3 separate regions of the Homo sapiens genome follow, and regions 2 and 3 are each linked to region 1. The links are chromatin loops, found by intact Hi-C in ENCODE. Cell type or tissue: PC-9. All regions are shown on one strand.

Evidence for each region. A loop is a pair of places that touch in the nucleus more often than their neighbours do. Peaks named below come from ENCODE experiments on the same cell type or tissue, not always from the same donor. Only the 100,000 strongest peaks of a DNase experiment are listed, where the experiment ranks them.
Region 2: it touches region 1 in a loop (3-fold over the local background); 4 of 110 quality-filtered maps call a loop at or near these places.
Region 3: a loop joins it to region 1, with 3 times the contacts of the local background. A loop is called at or near these places in 15 of 110 quality-filtered maps.

Annotation. Positions count from the first base shown.
Region 1 is chr12:124,507,167-124,515,166 of GRCh38, forward strand. All of the region lies in intron 2 of NCOR2 (nuclear receptor corepressor 2), which reads right to left. LOC105370047 (a long non-coding RNA gene) reads left to right here and starts at 6,056. Exons shown (of 3, transcript NR_188646.1): 1 at 6,056-6,531. RefSeq lists enhancers at 301-886, 1,475-2,060, 1,588-1,697, 5,137-5,685, 5,686-6,234 and 1 more and a silencer at 1,199-1,413. In PC-9, CTCF peaks have their summits at 1,823, 2,028 and 3,300; DNase peaks (open chromatin) are centred at 2,775, 3,205, 5,705, 6,025 and 1 weaker place; H3K4me3 peaks cover 1,039 bases; H3K27ac peaks cover 4,799 bases.
Region 2 is chr12:124,724,481-124,732,480 of GRCh38, forward strand. No RefSeq gene overlaps it. Among named protein-coding and RNA genes, the nearest start is that of SCARB1, 140 kb to the right of the region's middle. RefSeq lists enhancers at 6,638-7,242, 7,243-7,846. In PC-9, a CTCF peak has its summit at 3,621; DNase peaks (open chromatin) are centred at 3,011, 3,611 and 6,261; H3K27ac peaks cover 3,662 bases.
Region 3 is chr12:124,366,391-124,374,390 of GRCh38, forward strand. NCOR2 (nuclear receptor corepressor 2) reads right to left here. Exons shown (of 49, transcript NM_006312.6): 22 at 5,632-6,220. Among named protein-coding and RNA genes, the nearest start is that of MIR6880, 33 kb to the left of the region's middle. RefSeq lists an enhancer at 2,695-3,196. In PC-9, no CTCF peak of the experiment used is centred here; DNase peaks (open chromatin) are centred at 2,971 and 3,361; H3K4me3 peaks cover 561 bases; H3K27ac peaks cover 2,957 bases.

The DNA of each region.
Region 1 (8,000 bases):
AGGAAAATGGCTGGGACCAGGGGCTGGGGAGAGCGAGGAAGGGGGAGTTACTGTTTAACAGATATAGCGATTCAGTTTTGCCACATGAAAAGTGCTGGAGATCGGTTGCTAAACAATATGGCTATTCTTAACACTACTGAATTATCTACTTACCAATGGCTGAAGGTAAATTTCACATTATATGTATCTACCACAATTTAAAATTAAACAACACCTCCTCCAGGGAGACCTCCCTGATTGCTAGTGTTGTGCTTGTGTTGTTCCGCGGTGGCCCCAAAGGCTCAGGCTGCCCCCATAAAAGGCAAAGTGTTGCCAGTGGCCCCGGCACTCAGCAGGCCCTCAGAGCCGAGTGCAGCATGCGTCCAGGCCTTGTCTCTGGCCCACCTCACCTCAGGACCCCATGACGGCCACAGGGCATGGCTGGGCAGCGACTTGCACCTCTGATCCCTCGGAAGCGCCCGATAAGCTGAGCTCTCCCCTCGCCAGCTGCCTCCAACCCAGGTGGCCTCAAGGCCAGGGCCCAGGGAAGGGCTGACTGCTTCAGAGGGGCCCCTGGACCCCAAAACTTGAGGCCAGGGCCAGAGCCCTTCTCTCTGCCCACCAGTCTGCAGTCTCTGTCCCACCCGCTCATGTCCATGCCCAGACCCCGAGTGTGAAGGCGGCCTCCGCAAGGTTCCCACCGACTTCCCTGCCTCCAACATCTGGCAAACACATCCACAGCTGTGCAGCTGCCGGAAACGCCTCCTCCCGCTTCTCCTCCATGCACGCAGGCCCTCAAGGATGGCTTTCTGAGGAATTTATGGGGTCGCCTCTAGTATTTCAGGGTAGATCCCTGGAGGCATCCACCACATGTGAATGAGGACAAATGTTTCTGCTGCTAAGAATAGCTGTGCCAGCAGCAGCGTCCAGGGCGACAGAGCCCACCCACTCAACAAGGGTCCCCTCCTGCCTCCCCAACCCATCCCAGCCCCCAGCAAGTGGCCAGGCTGGACCACAAAGGGCCTGGATGGGAGGACCCCACTGCCGCCTGGGCTCCCAGGCTAAACGGGAAGAATCCACTTTACGTCAGCTCTGTCCAATGCTCAGAAGTGGACGCATCTGGGCCATTCAATTACCCCAGGGGCATTGATCAATAAATGTCTGATGACGGGACAGTGATCAAGAACCCAAAAGGTCCTATGGCCCCTGCAGCCAGGAGCTCAGACAGTAAACAAATGCTTCAGCGCCCAGGAGTGGCGACGGCTGAAGCTAAGCGTCTACCTGGGATCGGATGATCCACCCGAAGAAGGGCAGGGACAAAAAGCAAGAGGAGAGCTGTAGATACCCAAGACCCTGCCGGAACACAAGGGCCCAGGCAGGCACCACGCCGAGGGGAGGGGCCCGCAGGAAGGGGGTGACCGCAGCTCAGCCCCAGCCAACACTGAGCAGAGACCCAGGAATGTGGCCCCCAAACATTCCTGATGTTCCAGACCCTGCTGGAACAGGGTCCACGTGGGGCAGGGGGTCCACGGCATCCAAATCTTTCCAGCAAAGCCAAGAAGCCCAATTTTGAGACATCTCCCGATATTTCTAAAAAAACACTGACTATAAAACCAACCCAATAAATCAGTCTGACAGCCAAATACAGCCCAGGGGCTGCCAGGACATGACCTGTGGCTTATGACGTGGTCACTGGACGCCACAAGAGAGGTGAGGGAAGGCTGGGGAGCTGAAGCGGGCTGATGGGGGGACAGGAGGTGGAGCGCCAGCAACGGCTTGGAGGGGGGACCCAAGAGGCCCTCAACTATTAAATATAACAGGAATGAAACTTACCCAGTGACTCATCGGCGCCACCTGCTCCACCCCAATGGGACACACACACACTGGCCATGAAAGGCAGGCCAGGCAGGGACCCCAACCTGGCCCCATCTCCAACACAGGGAGCAAGACACAGTGTCTCTGCCCACCCGGCCCCACTCCGTGCATGCCACACCCCAATTTCCCTGGGCAACCACCCCCCCTGCACCCTCAGTCCTGGGGTCTCAGGGAGGCTGACCCAGCCCTCCAGCCAAAGTGGCACTGGCTTTGGTGGGGGGGGGGGGGGCTTAACTCTGAACTCTCAAGCTGAGGCAACAAAACTCATTCCCATGATATTTGCTGGAATATTGGGAACAAGAAGCTGTCCTTCCACTGGGGCTACTGAACTGCAATTATTAGTCTCAGGCTAACAGGGACTGAAAGTGGGGAGCACCTGGACCCAACTGTGCCTGAAGCTTCTCTGAGGTTTTTTAGTTACTTGAACTATTTGTGCTAAATGCAGGAGGCAGAGGGAGTCTGTCCATTGCAACCAAGAGACCTAAGATAGCAACCCTCCTAAAACACAAACTCTCAGATAGGATCTCCCTGGAATCAGATCTCTTCCACCCGCTAGGTCCCTTATCCATGTAGGTGAGGACAGGTCCAAAGCCAGCCAAGAAGAGGCCAGAGAAATGGAATGGGAGACCCAGGCCAGACTCAGTGTAGGGGGAAGGGGCCAGGCAGGAGCCAGGGAGAGGCCTGTCCTGTGTCACCCTGAAGGGAAAGTGGGTGGCTCCCAGTCCCTTCCTGAGCTGTCAGTGGCTCTCATGGGTGAAAGAGCAGGCGGCAGCTTTGCAGATGAACACTGCCCAGCACAGCCCAGCTCTGATCTGGGTCACTTCTCAGAGGCAGACACACCCCCCGACGGCCGCCCCCCACAGTAACCTGAGCCTCCGGACCTCGGTTTCCGGAGGAACATCACGATCTCTCTTGGAGGGAATGTCTGCTAGCCGCACCGCAGAACCAAATGTGCTGATAAACCTAGGCCAGGTTGAGCAAGCCTGGGCTGCTCCCGCCAGGCCAGAAAAAAGAGGCATTGTCTGCAGCCAGGAGCCACCACATGGGCTGTACCCATGGGCATGTCTTGGGGCCATCCCTGCCAGGCCTTCAGTTTCCTGGGTTGTAAAACAAGTGGCTGTTCCAGGCCTCGGGGGCAGCCAAGGCCTCAATCTGGAGCAGGTGGCGACCCCAAGCCCCCACCCCACAGGCACTGATGCACCCCAGCTCCGCTTCTCCTCCCGACCTCCATGGGGCCATGTGCTTGTTACAGCTCCCGTTTCCTAGGTGGAAGACTGAGGCTATTTGCACAGGGAGGAGCAGGGCAGCGGGAAGATGAGCAAATGCCACTTCCATCTTCCACGCCGCTGCCCTGAGCAGCCACGGGAGGGAACACCTCGCAGCCACTGGCACAGCCAGTCCCCAACACAACACTTGGTGGCACCAACTCCTTCCTCACAGCGCCCCCGTGAGGGATTCTGTTATCATCCCCATTCTACAGCTGGAGAGACTGGCACAGAGAGGCCGAGCAACTTGCCCAAGGTCACACAGCCAACAAGGGCACAGCCTGGATGCAAACCCAGGCGAGCCACCTCCTGTGTCCAGCTCACCCACTGTGTCCTGGGACCCTGTCACCAGCATACCCATGCCTGCTGCTTAGGTTAGAGGAGACTGTTGTCTCTCCCACCAGGCTGGAGCCAGGCCTTGCAGCCCTCCCATCCCATGTCCCTGCTCACAAGACCAGGCCAGGTCCTGCCAGCCAGAGGTGCCCATGGGCCGCCGCGGACAGGCTGTGGGCATCTCCATGTCCACTTGAGAGCCTGCTGCACACTGTCCACCCCGGGCCCAGGAGGAGACGAAAGGCCACATCCTCACCTCCCTCACGGCCCAGCTCCGTGACCTCCCTCATCAGAACCCGGAATCTGGACTCCAACCTGTGCTGCTGCATTTCCTCTCCCCCCACAGCCCCAAACACAAGATCCATGAAGCAAGAGTCACACCTTTGTGTCCCCCAGAGTCCCAGCACACTGCACATGGCAGGTGCTCAATAAATGTTTGCTGAATGCATGAACATGCTAAGAGCAAAATCGCAGACGTGGAGCTGAAGCTCAAAGACCAGTTTGCAAACAGAGAGACTGAGGCTGAGAGCACAGACAGGGTGTGCTTAAAGCCCAGATTTCGGGGTACCACCTACACCAGGCCAGGTCCATCAAAGGCAGCCGAGTGTCCCAAATATCAGGTAACTGACCCCAGGTCCACACAGCCGGCCGGCTCCACTCCAGGTCTCCAAGTGGCCGAGAACTCTGATCCCCACTCCTGGAAGCCCCAGTGCCAGCCCCCGTGGCGAGACTGTAAGGCCGTCAGTGCCACTAAGGAGCTGTGTGGCCTCTGCCAAGTAGCCTGCCCTCTCTGGGCCTAGTTTCTCCATTTGTCAAGGGCACCCGGCAAACCTGGGGCTTGCTGGGGGATGAGTGCAACCCGGGTTCTGCAGGAGTCACCAGACGCGTGGGGAAAGGGCGTCCGGGGCCTGGGGCAAAGCCGGGGTAGAATCCGAGAGCCTCCTGCCTCTGGGTCCTGTCCCCTTAGCAGGGCTGTCTGAGGGGACAGCGAACAGCAGGCGGCAGGTGGGGTCTAGGGCCTTGTGGATTTGGTTCTCGGCAAGAAAGGCAGGTTCAAGCAAGGCGTCCTTCCTGGAAAGTCCAGACTCCCCGAATGGGGCTTCATGCACTCCCAGGCACAAAGGGGTTCTCGGCCACCCAAACTTGTCCTGCACCCTCAGGCTTGGAGTGGGGAACAGTACCAACCCCCGCCAGGGCCAGTTCCCCCACCTCCAGAGACTGGCGTCGCCAGCTGTGTTCATTTCCTAGGGCTGCCATAAAAATGACCACAAACCAGGAAACTTAAAACAACAGTGATTTATTTTTATTTTTTTATTATTTTTTGACAGGGTCTCACTCTGTGGTCCAGGGTGGAGTGCAGTGGCACAATCATGGCTTACTGCAGCCTTGACCTCCTGGGCTCAATTGATCCTCCTGCCTCAGCGTGGGACTACAGGCAAGCCGCCACCACATCCGGCTAATTTTTGTGCTTTTTGTAGAGACAGGGTCTCGCCATGTTGCCCAGGCTGATCTTGAAATCCTGGGCTCAAGTGATGCGCCCACCTCGGCCTCCCAAAGTGCTGGGACTATAGGCATGAGCCACCTCGCCCGGCCAACGACAGCAATTTATTCTCTAACAGTTCTGGAGCCTGGAAGTCCAAAATCAAGGCGTCAGCAGGACCCTACTCCCTCCAGAAGCTCAAAGGGAGGCTCCTTTCTGCCTCTTCCAGATGCTGGTGGCTCCAGGCATTCCTTGGCTTGCGGCTTCAGCCCTCCAATCTCTGCCTTTGTCTTCCTGTAGTTCATGTAGTCTTGCTCTCTCCTCTTCTGTCTCTTCTAAGGACACTGGTCTTTGGATTCAGGGCCCACCTGGGTAACCCAGGATGAGCTCATCTCAAAACACATCTGCAAAGACCCTTTTATCAAATACGGTCTCTCTCTGACAGGGGCTGGGTTACTAGGACATGGACCTAACTCTTGGGGGTATCACCACTCACCCCACTCCACCAGCCCCCGCCTTTTCTGACATTGCCCATTTCCTGAAAGCTCACTCCCTGCCTAGCTCTGAGCCCAAGCCCCAGCGGAACCCCATGAAGCAGAGGGGGAAACGGAGGCACAGGGAGTTCAGCCGATGCCCAGGGGACCAAGTGGGGCCAAGGTTTGAACCTGGCTTTCCGAGTGGCCCCAACACAGTAGCCGCTGGGTATTGGCCTCCCTCCAGTTTACAGGAAACAAGGGACTCTCACGCCCACGCCTCTCGGCCGAGGGCCAAACTGACAGTGAGTCACCCCCACTCCACAGGCCAAGAAGCTTGAAGCAGCTCATCGAGGGGGACCAGACAAACGGTGGGGCCAGGGAGGGCTTCCTGGAGGCTCAGCTTGCTCCAGTGTCAACAGGGGAGCAAATCCCACCTCCCGCTGCTCTCTCGGGAGGACTCAGCGAGACCCTGGAAGGAGGCAGCTTGGCACACAGGCCCCTGGCAATCACCACCTCCCTGGTTATTAGCAGGCCTGGCCCAGCCCACACAGCTGCCCACCCAGCCTCTGACCCCAGCCACAGAAAGGGCCCATTATGACATCACAGGCCAGGAATTATGTTATTAGCCTGGGAAGGAGGCTGGCCTCAGGAACAAAGGGCTCATTGTCATGCAAATGAACGACTCCGGAGGAAGAGGGCAGTTCCTCCACTCTGGGGTGCCCCTCCTGCCCTCTAACTTCTAAGCCACACTGGAAACTGACCCCCAACCTTCAGAAGTGTGGGCATCTCTGGGCCTCTGCTCTGGGCTAAATGAGGCGCACTCTCTCAGCCTGGGAAACGGGCCCCTGCCAGTTCTGAGCCAGATCCCCAGAAAACAGGACCCGCCTCGGAAGATAGGGATAGTAGAGGGACTTTTGGGGATGAAACAGGATGATCCCCTTAACATGCTAAGCATGACCTTGAGCAAAGAAGCAACTGCCTTGGAAATGCCATTCAGTTGGTAATACTGCAGGCCTGCAGCTGTGTGTCTTTGAGCAAGCTGCCTACCCTCTCTGTGCCTTATCAGGAGAGGGTGACTCTGTGCCGACTTTACAAGGCTATGGGAAGGACACAATGAACTAAGGTATGTGGAATGCTCACCTCGCCTTGGTCCTCAACACACAAGGCTGAGGCTGTCACCACCCCTCCCCCACTCCCCGTACCTACAGCATCCCTGGGTTCCTTCTCATGACTGTATCTAGGAGGGGTAGCTCTCTTGGGATGCTTGGTGGGTACCCCAGTGGCAGTCAGAGAAAAAGCATGAGAACTTTTCCTGGTTTTCCAAATCATCCCCAAAATGCAGGGCCTCCTTCACCAGAGAGGCCCCATTTATGGGGAGGGGACAGGCTGAGGCCCCGTGGAAGACACTGAGTCAGGCACAACTGTCTCCTAAGTGCCTGCTACATACCCAGTGCTGGGGACACAGCGGTGACAAAGATGAACAAAATCCTGGATGGAGGGGTGCTGGAGTGTGAATGTTTATGTCCCCCCAAAATCTGCATGTTGAGACCTAATCACCACGGGATGATGTCAGAGCGTGGGGCTTCTGGGAGGTGATGAGCTGTCATGAGTGGGATTGGTGCCCCCAGAAAGCCGCCCTGCCCCTCTTCCTGGGAGAAGCCACCATCTATGAACCAGGAAACGGGCCCTCGTCCCATGTGACACCAAATCTGCCAGCATCTTGGTCTTGGACATCCAGCCTCCAGAACTGTGAGCAATAAAGTTCTATTGTTTGTGAGCCACCCAGTCCAAATAGACTAAAACAAGGTGGGGACAGGGGTGATGGGCATACCGCAGACCCTGGTGGTGACAGTGTTACAAGGAGTAGTGAAGGTGTCACAGGGAGTCACAACTGACATCAGGCCTCTCTCAGGAGGCGCCATTAGCAGAGGCCTATATCAGGGAGGCTGAAGGTCTCAGGAAAGGGTGTTCCCAGAAGAGGTTACAGCCAGGCCGGGTGTGGTGGCTCATGCCTGTAATCCTAGCACTTTGAGAGGCCGAGGCAGGTGGATCACTTGAGGTCAGGAGTTCAAGACCAGCCTGGCTAACATGGCAAAACCCTGTCTCCACTCAAAATACAAAAATTAGGCATGGTGGTATGCGCCTGTAGTCCCAGCTACTCAGGAGGCAGGAGAATCGCTTGAACCTGAAAGAAAGGTGGCCACAGCTCTGCACTCCAGCCTGGGGGAGTGAGACTTTGTCTCAAAAAAAAAAAAAAAAAAAAAGGTTATAGCCAGTGCAAAGGTCCTGAGGCAGGCCCATGATCAGGGGCCCCAAAGAACAGCAAAGAAGAGGCTCATGAGGCTGGATGCCCCCAAACCCTATCCCACCCCCATCTCTCCAGACCCTAAGCTACGACCCATGCCCACGGGACACAAGCCTCCACCACGCCACTCTGATGACAGGAACACCCTTACAGCAGCTCAGTCATGAGGCCCCCACAGGCCCTGCAGGCACCACGTGTCCCCCAGCCTGGGATGCTCTGGAGCCCTCTGTGATCCTGAGGCACAAAGCAAACTCTGCCTGGACCCCCTGGGATGTCCAAGGGACCAA
Region 2 (8,000 bases), 220 kb after region 1:
AATATAATGTTGTTATTAATATTATGTTATATATATTATATGCTATATTATAATGTTATTAATGTAATGCTGTTATTAATACTAGCACTCAGCCCTTGCACGAACATGGGTTGCGAGCTATGTAAGCGCAGCTTGGTGGCTTCTCAACTCCTCCTAATGAGAACCCTGTGAAGTAAGAACTGTTAACGCCCCATTTTGCAGATGAGGAAACTGAGGCACTGGGTGGTTAGATAACTTGTTTGGTGCTGGGTGAGCAGCAAGAGGCAAACGGTCCTTAGATACATTGGGAGGGACGTCAGTGAGTTTTTTTTTTTTTTTTTGAGACGGAGTCTCGCTCTGTCGCCCAGGCTGGAGTGCAGTGGCGTGATCTCGGCTCACTGCAAGCTCCACCCCCCGGGTTCACGCCATTCTCCTGCCTCAGCCTCCCAAGCAGCTGAGACTACAGGCGCCCGCCACCTCGACCGGCTAATTTTTTGTATCTTTAGTAGAGACAGGGGTTTCACCGTATTAGCCAGGATGGTGTCGATCTCCCGACCTCCGCCCGCCTCGGCCTCCCAAAGTGCTAGGATTACAAGTGTGAGCCACCGCGCCCGGCCCTCAGTGAGATTTTATAGAGAATTGCTGAGAGTGTGAGAGACGATAAACATTGCCAATAGTAACCTTGTCTACCAGTCTTTGGGTAAAAACAGCAGCTGCTGTTTACCGAGTGCTTACCACGTTTCTGACACTGCTCTGAGGGCTTTGTTTGTCTGTAGTCGTTTGGTCCCCATGACAAACCGGTAAGTGAAGAAATTCACAATGCTCATTGATATATTAAAGGCACTGATAAGTCCTGATAATCCGATGAGTGAAGAAATGTTATCATCCTCATTTTCTAGGCTAGGAAACTGAGGCACAGAAAGGTGAAGTAGTGTGTCCAAGGCTGCACAGCTAGGAAGTGGCTTAGCTGGGAGCTGGAACTCAAGTCCAGAGCCCGTGCTGTTCTCTTAACCCTGCACTCCGTCACCTCTCCGGGGATTACCAGGGCCCGGATGCTGGGCATTTTCTTTTTTCTTCCTCTTGTTAGCCTATTTTGCAAAGGCAAACACTGAGACTCAGTGAAGGGTGCAGGTTGTTCAGGCCCCTGTGAAAAATGAGAAGCAGACCACCTCCTCTGGGGCACCAGATGCCAGGACGGAGGTGAACAGCACTCACCTTCACTTTGCCGCATTCAGCTCAGCAGGACAGGCCCTGGTGGACCTCCACCCTCTCCAGACCCATTGCTTGGCTCGATAGTAAAATAATGCTGACCCGAAAGATCAGAAGCAGAAGACGGCTTGCTGCTATCCACATCTGCTGCTTATTCAGCATTCTTGCTGAACTTTTAAAAAATCCCTGAGAATGCCAGAACTAGACTATAGCTTGCTTAAAATGAAAGAAAAAAAAAGGAAAAACTGATAATGTGAGGAATCTTTCCTGCAAGTCAGTGCAAATTAAATGGGTTTAAGCAAATAGGGAGGTTTATTGGCTGAAGCAATTTAAATTCTAGGAATAGCATCAGCTTCAGGCATAGCTGGATCCAGGGGCTTGGCTAATGTCATCAGGCTTGGGTATCTCCTTCTCTCTCTGGCCTGCCCTCTCCTCCATGTTGGTTTTATTAATAGACGTCACATGGTGGCAAGACGGCTACCAGGAGCTTTATGCCACATCCCCCAGGCCTGAGTCCAGCAGGAAAGAGATGTTCCTTCAGGGTACTACATACAGCAAATGCTCCAAGATCAACCTTGATTGGCCATCTTAAACCATATGGGGACAGCAGTAAGCCAGTTGGCTCAGATCCAAATCACTGGCCTGGAGTTGGGTGCACCGTCTCTGGACCAAGAGCGGAAGGTTGGATCCCCCATGGAAATCAGGACATTTTGCCCGAAGGAGGAGGAGCAGAGGCTATGGAGACAGACTCAGGTGCTCACTATACCAAGAAACGAATCAGACCCTGTGTGCTGGCATCTTCTGTTTGTCCGAGAGATCTCTCTCTTCCTTTCTCCACTGGCCCTCTGCCCCTGAAGCTGACCCACCTTAACCACTTCCACAGCCCACTGCTCTCTGCCTCTGGTTGGACTTGGCACGGGGTAGCCCGGCAGGACATGAGTGAGGTCAAGGGCTCCCTCAGGCCACTCAAGGGCCCCTCTCCTCTCCATACAGCTCCTGCTACATTCCCTCTCCTCCTGGCTTTCTGGAACTATCCCTTCCCTCCTCCCTTCCAGCCCAGGGGTGGTGGCATCACCTCCATTTCCAGCCCAGGGTTCCTCTATTCCTGCCCACACTTTTGAAAATGGCCCCTGTATGAAGCCAAGCTGGAGTTATCCACATGTGACTGTTCCTGCTTTTCCTGAAGTCTTGCACCCAGATAGATGCCCCGGAAGAAACCCAGTGCATGCTGGGTCGCCCGGATTCTCCCATGATCCCCTAGTGTCAGCCCCTCCCCCACCAGAACCCACCCCCACCCCACCCCGGCTTCCCCCAAGTCTTAAACGCCAGTGAGTTGAGAGGATGAAAAAGTTCTGGAAATGGATGGTGGTGATGGTTGCACAACAATGTGAGTGTGCTTCGTGCTGCCAAATTGTACATTTAAAAATGGCTAAAATGGTAAATTTTCTGTGATGTATATATTGCAGTAAACCACAAGTTTTAGCCTGTTAAAAACAAAAAAAGCCAATAAGCACAAATCCTCATCCAGCCAGTGTCCCAGCTTTTCTCTCTCCCTGCTCCACCTCGGGTATAGCAATTCCTGCTCGGAGGCATTTGGAGAGGAAGCCCAGTCTACTTTCGATCAATGCGGTATTGATTCGTGTTTCATGAACAAGGACAAAGGCTGATTGCCTTCCAGTGGATCTGAACTTCACACGCCCCCAGGCCTCAGGCACAAAAATGATGCAAACCATTTCCGCAGCCAACAGGGAGGAGGTTCAGCAACCGGCCCTGGGGCGGGCAGGGGAAAGAAAGGCGCTTGGCCAGCGCCACCTGGTAGGAGCCACTCCGGGGCAGAGATGACAAGGTCCGGAGCAGACACCCAAGTTCCTCTTTCCAGCACGGGAACTGAGTCACCCTGCCTGTGTCCTCCCAGCAGCTCCGTTCTGCCCGTAGGCTGGGAGTGGCCTGGTTACAAGGCCAGATGCCCACGGTCAGCAAATTAAAGACAGTCCTTTCCACTGGGAAGAACCAAGACTCCCAGGGCACACAGTAGGCCGGGTTCTAGATGCTGACACTAAAAAAGGGAGCTGAGGCCAGGCGCAGTGGCTCACACCTGTCATCCCAGAACTTTGGGAGGCCGAGGTGGGCAGATCATGAGGTCAGGAGTTCGAGACCTGCCTGGCCAACATGGTGAAACCCTGTCTCTACTAAAAATACAAAAATTAGCCGGGCATGGTGGCGGGCGCCTGTAACCCCAGCTACTCAGGGGGCTGAGGCAGGAGAATCGCTTGAGCCTGGGAGGCGGAGGTTGGTTGCAGTGAGCCTAGATCGTGCCACTGTACTCCAGCCTGGGTGACAGAATGAGACTGTCTCAAATAAATAAATAAAAAGAAGGAAGCTGAGCCGATCACTCCCTGTCCTCATTGAGTTGATGCTCCAGGGCAGCCTGTCTAGTAGAAACATAATGCCACCCACAGGTAGAATTTAACATTTCCTAGTAGCCACGTTAAAAAAGAAAAAAAAAAAAGGGAAAAAAATGTGACTGGGCTCCTTGGCTCACGCCTGTAATCCCGACACTTTGGGAGGCCGACGCGGGAGGGTTACTTGAGCCCAGGAGTTCAAGACCAGCCTGGGAAACACAATGAGACCCCATTTCTACAAAAAAATTTTAAAAGTTATCAGGGCATGGTGACACCTGCACCTGTAGTCCCAGCTACTTGGGAGGCTGAGACAGGAGGATCCTTTGAGCCTGGGAGGTTGAGGCTACAGTGAGCCTTGATCATGCTGCCACCCTCCAGCCTGGGCAACAGAGCAAGACTCTGTCTTGAAAATAATAAATAAATAAAAATAAAAAATGAAAAAAGAGATTAATTTTAATTTAATCTAATTGATCCAAAATATTATCATTTCAGCATGCACACCACATAAAAAATTAATCTGTGAGCTATTTACATGCATTTGTTTCATCCTAACATTCTGAAACCCACTGTGTATTCCACACTTAGAGCCCATCTCAATGTGGACACTAAATTCTCATCGGAAATATTTGATCTGCATTTTGATTCCATAAAACTGACAGTTGAAAAGGTACATTAATCTACTGAAGTTGTTCCATAGAGACTTAAAAGTCTCCAAGAACTGAGTATCAAAAAATCATCTTCCTTTAATATTCACATCCACACTGGCAAAACTGCTTCGGTTTTTAATTTTTAATTTAAACTAATTAAAACAAAGATATGAAGACATAAAATTCAGTTCCTCCGTCCTGATAGCCACATTTCAAGTGCCTGATAGCCACACGTGACCAGTGGCTATTATTTTGGCCAATGCCGTTTTAAATGGAGGAGACAGGCCGGGCGCGGTGGCTCATGCCTGTAATCCCAGCACTTTGGGAGGCAGAGTCTGGCGGATCACATGAGGCCAGGAATTCAAGACCAGCCTGGCCAACATGGTGAAACCCCGTCTCTACTAAAAATACAAAAATTAGCCGGGTGTGGTGGCGGGCGCCTGTAATCCCAATTACTCTGGAGGCTGAGGCAGGAGACTCGCTTGAACCTGGGAGGTGGAGGTTGCAGTGAGCCGAGATTGTGCCACTGCACTCCAGCCTGGGCAACAGAGCAAAACTCCATCTCCAAAAAATAAATTAATTAATGAAATAAATGGAGGAGACAATGAAACTATGTGTAAATGGCATCATTTCATGTCAGCAGAATCTCACAGTAGGTCCTCTTTCCTTGACTGGCTTCTTTCATTTAGCAAATTATTTTGAGACACGTCCATATTGGGGGTAGGTGTGCATGCATACATCCACCTGATAGTAAATGCCAAGAAAGAACACAGAAACTAAAGGCAGGTTGGGAGTGCTTTTAGCTAGAGAAGAGATTTGGATAGGCCTCTCGGAAGAGGTGATGTTTGGCAGACTTGAAGGCAGTGGAGATCTGTGCCACGTTTGGGTCTGGTGGAAGAGGGTCCCAGGCAGAGGGAACAGCCAGTGTGAAGGCCCTGAGGTAGAAGCATGCCTGGTGTACTCAGGAAGCAGAGCAGAGGCCGAGCGGGCTGGAGTGGACAGAGGTTGGGAGAAGAGATAGGAAAGGAAACCAGAACAGTCTCAGGGCCAGACCCCACGACCTCGTGGGGCTTTGTAATAACTAGGACTTCCACTCTGAATCCTCTGTCCCCGCCCCCAGTTCATTCCCAAAATGTCCTCTTTTCTTGCCCAGCTCTTCTCTCACTCAGCGTAGGTATTTTCAGAGTCATTTATTGTATTAGTCCATTTTCACGCTGCTGATAAAGACATACCTGAGACTGGGTAATTTATAAAGAAAAAGAGGTTTAATGGACTCACAGTTCCATGAGGCTGGGGAGGCCTCACAATCATGGCAGAAGGTGAAAGGCACATCTTACATGGTGGCAGACAAGAGAGAAAGAGAACCAAGCAAAAAGGGAAACCCCTTATAAACCATCAGATCTCATGAGACTTATTCACTACCAAAAGAATAGCATGGGGAAAACTGCCCCACAATTCAATTCTCTCCCACCGGGTCCCTCCCACAACCTGTGTAAATTATGGGAGCTACAATTCAAGATAAGATTTGGGTGAGGACACAGCCAGACCATATTATTTATGTTGTCATGCACATCAATAGTTCATTGTAAGGATATACCACCGTGTGCTGACCCACTCGCCTGCTCATGGGCTGTTGGTTTATTTCCAGTTTTTGGCTATGACAAGAAAGCAGCAATGAACATTTGTGTACAAGTCTCTGTGTAGACAGACGCTGTCATTTCTCTTGGGTGAATACCTGGAGTGGGATCACTGGGTCATACTGGAAGTGTATGATTAACTTAAGAAGCTGCCAAACTGTTTTCCAGTGTAGTTATGTGATTTCACATTCCCTCCAGCTGTGTGTGAGTTCCAGGCCCTCTGAATTCTCCCAGTGCTGGAGGGCATCAGTCTTTTTCATTTCAGTCATGCTAGCTGCTGCTGGAGTATTGCATTTTGATTTTGGACTGTGAGATCTCTAAGGTTCGGAATATTCATTCATGCTTTCAACAAATATTTGTTGAGGACCCATGAAGCACTGGGCACTGTGCCAGGAGCAAAAACAAGCATAGTCGCTGCTCCTCTGGTATGTCCAGGTTCAGGGGTGAGACTGACATTTAACAGCTGTGGGGTTACAGGGCCTTTCAGTGCATGAGAGGCCAGGAAACTGTGAGGCAGAAAAGCGTGACCTGTTCTTGTGGAGAGAGAATCAGGGCAGGCTCCCCTGAGTAAATGACTTTTTAAGAACTAGCTGGTTGGCTGGGCACGGTGGCTCACACCTGTAATCCCAGCACTGTGGGAGGCCAAGGAGGGTGGATCACCTGAGGTCAGGAGTTTGAGACGAGCCTGGCCAACATGGTGAAACCCCATCTCTACTAAAACTACAAAAAAATGAGGCAGGCATGGTGGCACATGCTTGTAATCCCAGCTACTCAGGAGGCTGAGGCAGGAGAATCGCTTGACCTGGGGAGGCTGGGGTTGCAGTGAACCAAGATCATGCCACTGTCCTACAGCCTGGGTGACAAAAAAAAAAAAATTTTGAGACAAGGTCTCACTCTATTGCCCAGGCTGGAATGCAGTGGCATGACCACAGCTCACTACAGCCTTGACCTCCCAAGCCCAAACAATCCTCCTACCTCAGTCTCCCAAGTAGCTGGGACTACAGGTGTGCACCACCGTGCCCAGCTAATATTTTTTGCATTTTTTGTAGAGACAAGGTTTCACCACGTTGCCCAACCTGGTCTCAAACTCCCGAGCTCAAGCGATTTGCCCACCTTGGCCTCTCAAAGTGCTGGGATTACAGGCATGAGCCGCCGCACCCAGCCTGAGCAATAAAGTTCTGTTGTTCATAAGCCACCAGTCTATGATATTGTATAACACAAGGGTCACCAACCCCTGGGCCGTAGACCAATACCAGTCCATGGCCTGTTAGGAGCTGGGTCGCACAGCAGGAGGTGAGCAGCGGGCGAGCGAGCATTACCGCCTCCTCTCAGATCAGTGGCGGCGTTAGATTCTCATAGACGCACAAACCCTATTGTGAACTGCGCATGCGAGGGATGTAGGTTGACTGCTCCTTATGAGAATCTAATGCCTGGTGGTCTGAAGTGGAAGTTTCATCCTGAAACCATCCTCCCCACCGACAGGCCGTGGAAAAATTGTCTTCCACAGAACTGGTCTGTGGTGCCAAAAAGGCTGGGGACTGCTGGTATAACAGCAGCCTGAACTAAGACACTCATGTAACAGAAGGCCTAGGGAAAGGCAGTTTCAGGATGATTTTGACCCCATAAAATCATCAAGAACCTAGGAGCTTCCCAGCTTTCTGCTCCACCATTCTCAGTGGGTCAGCCCTGTTTTCCCTCATAGTCATAAAGTGGCTGCTGTGGCTCCAGACAACACACCCTCACCCTCACCCAGTGAGCCAAGCAGGAAGGAAGAGAGGCAGCAAGAGGCACTTTCTTCTCGTTTCTCTCTTATTAAAATCTGCCCCCAGCCGAGTTTCCCTAACATTTTGCTTGCTAGAGCTTGGTCTCATGCCCACCCTAGACCAAGAAGAAACAGGATTCCCTTAGATCTATCACAATCAATTCCCTGGGACAGGGAGACTCACCCCCTAAATAAAATCCAGACCATTTGAGAGGAAAAGAAGGGAATGGTTGCTAAATAGCTGACCACCAGGGCCTGCCTGGCTCACAGATTGTTGTTTAACGGAATTGGTGGCTATCTCAGGAATGTCTGGCTTGCTGGCCTGAGAATTCACCCAAAGTGACACGGCAAAAGCTGAGAGATG
Region 3 (8,000 bases), 140 kb before region 1:
CATCGGGGACAGAAAGGAGATGAGTGGGTGCCAGGGCTGGGAGGAGGGAGGATAGGGGTGACTAGTGATGGGCATAGGGTTTCTTTCTTAGTATAACACTGAATATACTAAGAAGAACTGAATGATACACGTTTTTTTTGAGACAGGGTCTTGCTATGTCACTCAGGCTGGAGTGCAGTGCTGTAATCTCACTGCAGCCTTGACCCCCTGGGCTCACGCAATCCTCCCACCTCAGCCTCCGGAATTGCTGAAGCTAAAGGCACACATCACCGTACCTGACTGATTTTTGCATTTTTTTCTTTTTTGTGGTAGAGCCAAGGTTTCTCTATGTTGCCCAAGCTGGTCTTGAACTCCTGGGCTCAAGCTATCCTCCTGCTTTAGCCACTCAAAGAGCTAGGATTGCAGGTGTGTGCCACTGTGCCTAGCCTAAATGATACGCTTTCAATGGTGAAATGTATGGTATATGAATGATATCTTAATAACGGTTACAAAATGAAATGAGGACCATACTATATGCTAGCCATAAAGGGTTCGACGTATCAGCTGTATTTTCTCTATGAACAGTAAAAATAATATTTTTATATGTGTGTACAAATAGAAAAATAAAATATAAATTTTAAGGTTGAAATGCAAACGTTTGTATATGTGTAAAGATAATTCTATAGAGATAAAAATATGACTTTATAACACACACAAAACATGAGGTGCCACTGTCCCATGCAGTCTGCCCGAGAGCTCGCGTTTTCTATGTGGGGCCTGAGTGCTCCCTGTGCCTTGGTTTCCCTGTGGCCCCTCACCTAGTAGGGTGTGGGCAGTCAGATTGGCAGGGGGTGAGCGGGGGCAGGGGCTGCTGCCCAGAAGCTCTCAGCAGGTACCCTCTGGGGGGCACACACAGAGGCCCAAACCCTTCTTGAGCCCCCAGAGCAAGTGGGGACTGTGGTCATGGAGGTACCACTTTATAGTTTACAAGAGGTCTTCTGATCCCAGCCAGAGCTCTCTCATGGGTAAAGAAGGCAGCAGCCAGCACAAGGGCTGGGTTCAAGTTCTCGAGGGGAACGAGAGTCCTAAGCCCCCAGAGGGAGCGGCCACCAATAGTGGAGGAGGAAGGTGGAAAACGCTCAGAGCTCAGGGCCCATCTGACCGCCCCTTGTCCCGTAGCCATGCTGGAGGAGCGCCACCTCCAGAAGCCCTCCTGGCTGGCTCTCCCCACCCTCCACTCTCCCTTCTTTGTTTTATTTTATTTATTTATTTATTTTTTTGGAGACAGAGTCTTGCTCTGTTGCCCAGGCTGGAGTGCAGTGGCACAATCTTGGCTCACTGCAAGCTCTGCTTCCTGGGCTCAAGTGATCCTCCTGCCTCAGTCTCCCTAGTAGCTGGGATTGCAGGCACACGCCACCATACCTGGCTAATTTTTTGGTATTTTAGCGGAGACAGGCTTTCACTATGTTGGTCAGGCTGGTCTCAAACTCTTGACCTCAAATGATCCACCCACCTTGGCTTCCCAAAGTGCTGGGATTACAGGCATGAGCCACCGCGACCGGCCTCTCTCCTTTGTTTTCTTGGAAGGCAGCCACTTCTATTTTCCTTTCTGGCGGCCTGGGTGGGGCGGGGACTCTCAGGGCCTGGCACAGAGTATGTGTCTGGGAGGGGCCCCACCCTGCCTACCCAGCCCTGCAGTTGCGAGCAAAGGCTCGGATCCCCTCTCTGACCATGTGACTTAGCCAACTGTGCCTCGGTTTCTCAATCTGGAGAGTGGAGACGAAAGCTTCAAGGGCTGTCCGTGGGTGGGCGTGGGGATGCTGGTGACCAGCACGTGGGGCCGAGTGGGTCGGGCCACCTTCTCCTCACTGTCATTTTCCTTCCCACTCATGAAGGCCGGTTGGGGGGCAGGGCACGAGAGGGGGAATAAGGGCCTGGGGACATTCATCGGAACATGCTGGGCCTGCAACAGTACATCCCCTCTCCACCCAGCCCTTGCCTCAGTTTCCCCATGGTCATCAAGCTGGGACAATCCTTGCCACCATCCTAGGGCTAGGAGGGAGAGGGAGGGCTGGTTTGTGAACAGGCATCCCTTGCCTCTCCAAGGCCCCAAGATAAAACCCTGACCCGTCACTTCCACCCGTGGGGCCTGCCCACCTCTCTGACCTCTCCGCCCTCTCTGCCCTGGGCTGCTCACTCCACTCTACACCCTGCTATAGGCCTCTCTGCTGTCCACTGGACATACGCTCATGCGGCCACAGGGCCTTTGCACTGGTGGTTCCCAGGGGGTCTGGCTTTCCCTCACACTAAGGCTCTCATTGCCCTCCAATGTCACCTCCCCAGAGGCCCTCCCTGCCTGACCAGCCCACTCTCCCCTGCTCCCCATGCCCCATCTGCCCATCACCCACTCATCCCGTAAACAATGGTTTCCTTCTCCATGCCCTCACTAGAATGTAAGTGCCTGGAGTCAGGGCCTTGTCTGTGCAGTTTCCAGCGCCCCCGGCGCCTGGCGCATGCTGGTGCCATCAGTCACTTGCAGAATAAAGTAACAAAGGTGAAATTGCTGTTATGATCTTCCAAAATGCCAGAGGGACAGCTGAAGGAGCTGCACTCCAGCCCCCTCTTGGGGTGACCTCTAGGGGGTGTCCCAAAGCAGATCCAAAGGAGGGCAGCTAATCTCTGAGCGCCCACTGTGGCCCGTCATTAACTGAGTTATTCTTGCAATAAGCCATCCACGCCCACCTTACAGATGAGAAAACTGAGGCTTGGGGGAGGGGACTCCCAAGGCCAGGCCCTGCCAAAAAAGCACCCAGGCACCTTCTCTGAAGAGTAAGAGAGGGGAAGGCAGGCAGGCTCGGGGTTTTGCAATTGAAGCCACTATCTCTGGTCGTCTGCCAAGAAAACACCCAGGCAGAGCCACCTCGAAGAAAGTGCCAGCGGGCCGAAGGAGAATGTGATTTTCTCTCTCCCAAAGTCACCGGGGCGGGGGGCCAGATGAGAGTCATCTTGCGTCCATCCAGGAACACAGAGCTCCCCCACTGGGGCTGCCAGGCAGGAGGGATGATACTGGGCGGGCAGCCAGGAGCAGGGGTCGCCTGGGGGGCCCGCCCGTCCCACCAGCCCTTCCCGGGAGGCCCTGGCTGCCAGGGCCTACTCTGACGCATCTCGTCCGCGTCCTCCAGCGTCCGCCCGGCCCTGCGCAGTCGTGGCCGGCAGAGGGAGGGGTGGCGGGCTGCCGGCCAGGACGAGGTCAGCAGGCTGGCCAGAGTCCAGCCTCGTTCACTGAGAGGGCAAAGCAGGCCCCAAGGGCGGGGGCCTGGGCCTAGTCGCACAGGGCGGGACAAACCAGGTGTCCTGACTCCCAGCCGAGGACTCCTGCACCCGGGGGCTGTGTGCTGGACACTGGGCAAGGGGTGGACGTACGCCAGGCCCAGCTCGGGGAGGGAGGACACGGCCCTGGGCGGGGCTGCAGGGGAGAGGACGGGAGGCTGCAAGTGCCCTGCGGGGCCTCAGGCCTAGCCTGAGTGTTCTGGGGACGGACAGGATGCAAGCTGATCCCCCGGCTCCCCAGTCCGGGGCCAGCCACATGGACCCAAAATACAGACTCTGGGAGGCAGCTTATCAATGGGGCTGCCCCATGACCTCAGCGGTCCCCCGGCGAAGGCAGAAACATGTGTTTCTATGACTCTGTCCCCACAGCCAGCAGGAGCGGGGCGGGGAGCCGTCTGCCCTGACCCCGCTATCCAGGCACAATGGCCCTGGCTGCCTGCCTCCAGGGCAGACCCAGCCACACCATGAACACTGTTTTCCAAGCTGGGACTGTCGGGCAAGAAGCTCAGGGATTTGGTGCCCTCAGAAACCCGCAGGCCAGGCCTTTGCTCATCACAGGGTCAGGGTCAGGCCGTCCACTTCTCACACGCATGGGCGCGGTTCCTGTTGGCAGTGGTTCCTGGGGACCCTGAGATTTTGTTTTGTGGAACCTATAGAGATCCGGGTGAACCTCAGTTCCTAGGGAATGTCCTAGGACTTCCCCCTTTAACATGGCCCAGGGTGAACCCCAGGGCAGAGACAAGGGCCCCGCATGACCCTGCGGGTCTGATTTTCCTCCCTCGCTTGCTCTGCCCAGGACCATTCCAAGGGACTTGGGAGGGGAGAAAACAGACCACACTGTAGTTGAAATAAAATGGCCTGCCTGCCCCACCAGAAAACAATTCCTCCAGCCATCCAGATGTGAGCAGGACGCAGTCTCCGCGGGTCTGCCCTCTGCCAACCGAGATTGGCCCTAACTTGGGTAGCCATCTTTGGTTCTGGGCTGGAGGCCTTGAGGCCCAAAGCATCTGTGCTGAAAATGGGTAAAAGGTGGCATTCTCAGGGATGTGGGGTCACCCAGGCCAGGAGCAAAGACAGAGGCCAGAAAGGAAAGAACACACCTCAGAGACATCAACACCCAAACAGGACGACACTGGGGTCCTCCAGGCCACCCCAGCTGGAGAGGAATTTGCAAGGGGAACCTCTGCACCTGTGATCCAAGGTGATCACCTGTGATCCTGAGCCCTGGACCCTTGGCTGATGGGAGATGAGCCACCAAAAACATGTTGAACCTGTGGCTTTTCCCCAACCCCACGGCCACCACGCTCGCATCTCCATCACCAGCCCCAGGGCACTTGCAGCTGCCTCCTGACTGTGCCTCTCACTCCCAGCAAATCCCCCACATGGTTTCATGGGTAAATCACATCTGGCTCTCTTGGGAGAGGCTCGTAAAGGCCTTCTCACTGCCCTGAGAACAAAATGCAGCCCCCACCTGCCAGGGCGTGACTCAGTGCCCCCACCCCCGTGAGAGCTGCCCCCCGTCCTGCCAGGCTGCCCCCTCCCTGAGCCACCCTTTGGCACCTGAATCCACCAAGCTCATTCCCACCTCGGGCCTTCGCACTTGCTGTTCCCACCACGCTGAGGGTAGAACTGTGTCCCCCCAGAGAAGGTACATTCAAGTCCTAACCCAGGGTCTCTGTGAATGTGACCTTATTTGGAAATAGACTGTTTGCTGATATAATCAAGTTAAGATGAAGCTGCACTAGATTAGGACAGCTGCCCATCCAATGCCTGGTGTCCTCAGAAGAAGAAAGTGTGGACACAGAGATGCACAGGGCGAAGGTCATGTGACAGCAGAGCCAAAGACGGAGTGGCATGCCAGCAATCACGACCGCCAGCAGCGGCCAGGAGCTGGAAGAGGCGGGATGGATCTGCCCAGAGGCTCGGAGGCTGCGTCTCGGCCTGCATGGTGCCCCCAGGCTCCTGGCCTCCAGGACTGTATTTGTTAAAAGCCACCTGGCTCGAACTACCTTGTGAGGGCGGCCCTAGGAAGCGAGCAGGCTGCCTGGCACACTCTCTCCCTAGCGCTGCCCAGGGCTGCCTCCTCTGTCCGGGTCTCAGCTTGGATGTCACCTCCTGGGGAGGTCCTCCCGGCCACACCTCCGCCCCTTCCTGGCCTGCATCTCTCATTCCTGGACTCTACTCCAAGTCTGCCTCCCTAACCACACCTCGGGCTCCCCCAAAGCAGGCAGAGCCAGACTGGGTGCGGCTGTCTAAGTAGGTAGTCGCTGCTCAGTGTCTGCAGACAAAAGCCAAGGTTAGGGCTGCCTGGCGCCCACTCACCGGTTCTTGTCGCCGCCCTCGGCCTCATCCACCTCGTCTGCACTGCAGGTAGCACTGGAGTCGCTGTCCTGGGGGGCGCCCGAGCTCTTGGCTGTGGTGGCCCTGCCGCTCCCGCCCTCCTTCTTCTCTGCCTTGAGCGCCCCCTCGGCCGTGGCCTCAGCGGCCTCCGCGTCCTTGCCCTTGGCCGGCCCCTCCTCGGCTTCCTCCGTGCACTCGCTCTTGACGGGCTCCTCGGCCTTCCCTGTGTCCACTGCCAGCTCCTCAGCCGCGGGGGGCTTCTGCTCCTCCCCCTCCTCCACTGGGGGCGCTGCTGCGGTCTCCTCCTCCTTCTCCTCCTTGGGGACCACAGGAGGAGGTGCAGAGGGCGATGGGGGTGCTGGTGGGGGCGTAGGGGCTCCGGTGGCTTCAGAGGCCGGGGTGGGCTCAGTGGGGGCCGGGATGTCCTCCGGTGGTGGGGTGGGTGGCCCTGGGGGTGGCCCGTCGGCGCCCAGGGTGGCTGGGGGCTTGGGCCCATTCTGCCCTGTGTCCTTGGCGGCCTCAGTGTGAGGAGAGGGGATGCTCTCGGTGTCTGAGCTGTTGTTGACAGTGGCTGTGCAGGGCGAGAAGGAAGAGGGGATGAGCAGGGTCTGGCGGGGCCTCCAGAAGAGATGCATGGCCCTGACCCTCCGGATGAGGCCGCTCTGTCGCCTGATGCCAAAACAGCCCCGAGGCTCCTACACACCTGGGCTGCTGCCTAGAGCCCCACCCCTGAGACAAAGCCCCTGACCAGGCCCCTACCCACAGCTGCTGCCCTCGCCTGGCCGCCTTTCTCCCAGACTGACCCTGCTGGCATAACCTGGTTAATTCCCAACCCCAGGACCTCCTGGTGGTCAGCACCCCCGACAGATGGAGCCAGCCTGAGGGTGGCCGTGGGCAAAGGCCTTCGTCCTGGGGGTCTCCATGTTCTCATCTGAGCTCTAACCCCGGCTCTGCCCCGCACTGGCTGCGTGCCACGGGAAACTCAGGTTACCTCTTGGGCCTCAGTTTTCCCATCTGCAGAACGGGAGAACAATAGTTCCCATCTCACAGGGCGGAGAAGCTGGCAATTGTGAGGGCAAGGGCAACTGCCTGGTGACTGCCTGCTGCTGCACCACCATCGCCACCATCATCGTCACATGACAGTGTAGAATGCGCTCAGTGTGAGTACAGGGGACCCGGGCACAGTGGACAATGAGGCCAGTGCGTGTGCAGGGGACCCGGGCACAGTGGACAATCATGAGGCCAGTGCGTGTGCAGGGGCCCGGGCACAGTGGACAATCATGAGGCCAGTGCGTGTGCAGGGGCCCCGGGCACAGTGGACAATCATGAGGCCAGTGCGTGTGCAGGGGCCCCGGGCACAGTGGACAATCACGAGGCCAGTGCGTGCGCAGGGGCCCCGGGCACAGTGGGCAGTGAGGCCAGTGCGTGCGCAGGGGCCCCGGGCACAGTGGACAGTGAGGCCAGTGCGTGCGCAGGGGCCCCGGGCACAGTGGACAGTGAGGCCAGTGCGTGCGCAGGGGCCCCGGGCACAGTGGGCAGTGAGGCCAGTGCGTGCGCAGGGGCCCCGGGCACAGTGGGCAGTGAGGCCAGTGCGTGCGCAGGGGCCCCGGGCACAGTGGACAATCATGAGGCCAGTGCGTGCGCAGGGGCCCCGGGCACAGTGGACAATCATGAGGCCAGTGCGTGCGCAGGGGCCCCGGGCACAGTGGACAATCATGAGGCCAGTGCGTGTGCAGGGGCCCTGGGCACGGTGGACAATCATGAGGCCAGTGCGTGTGCAGGGGCCCTGGGCACGGTGGACAATCATGAGGCCAGTGCGTGCGCAGGGGCCCCGGGCACGGTGGACAACGAGGCCAGTGCGTGTGCAGGGGCCCCGGGCACAGCCCACACCAACGGCCTCAGCATGGGTTTTACACAGCAGGAGCGCGATCTGTGCTGGCGGAGTGGCAGGATGAAAGCACGCACCCAAGGATGGCAAGGAGAGCCCAGCCGCATTCCTGGCTCTCTAGCCCCCAAACCCACACCCGGCTCTTCTTTGAGTCTCAATGTCTCCCATTTTCTGTAAAATGGGGATACTTGAAAACCCCTGCATTTGCTATCAGGGAAATCAAACCCGGTCGGAGACCCAAGCGTACCAGTGAAAATCAGCAAAGCAGTGGAGACGGGAAACTGGTCTGCTGGAGTGAGCCCGGGACCAGCATGGGGAACAGCCACTGTGCTGGGAAGGAAGCCCAGAGGCCGCGGAGCACAAACGGTGGCGCTCACAGAAAGAGGCATGTGCTCAGAAGCGGGGTTCCTTGTGGAGGACCGGGGACCTTGGGATGCCCGCCCCGGCCCGGCCCTACCCCCCA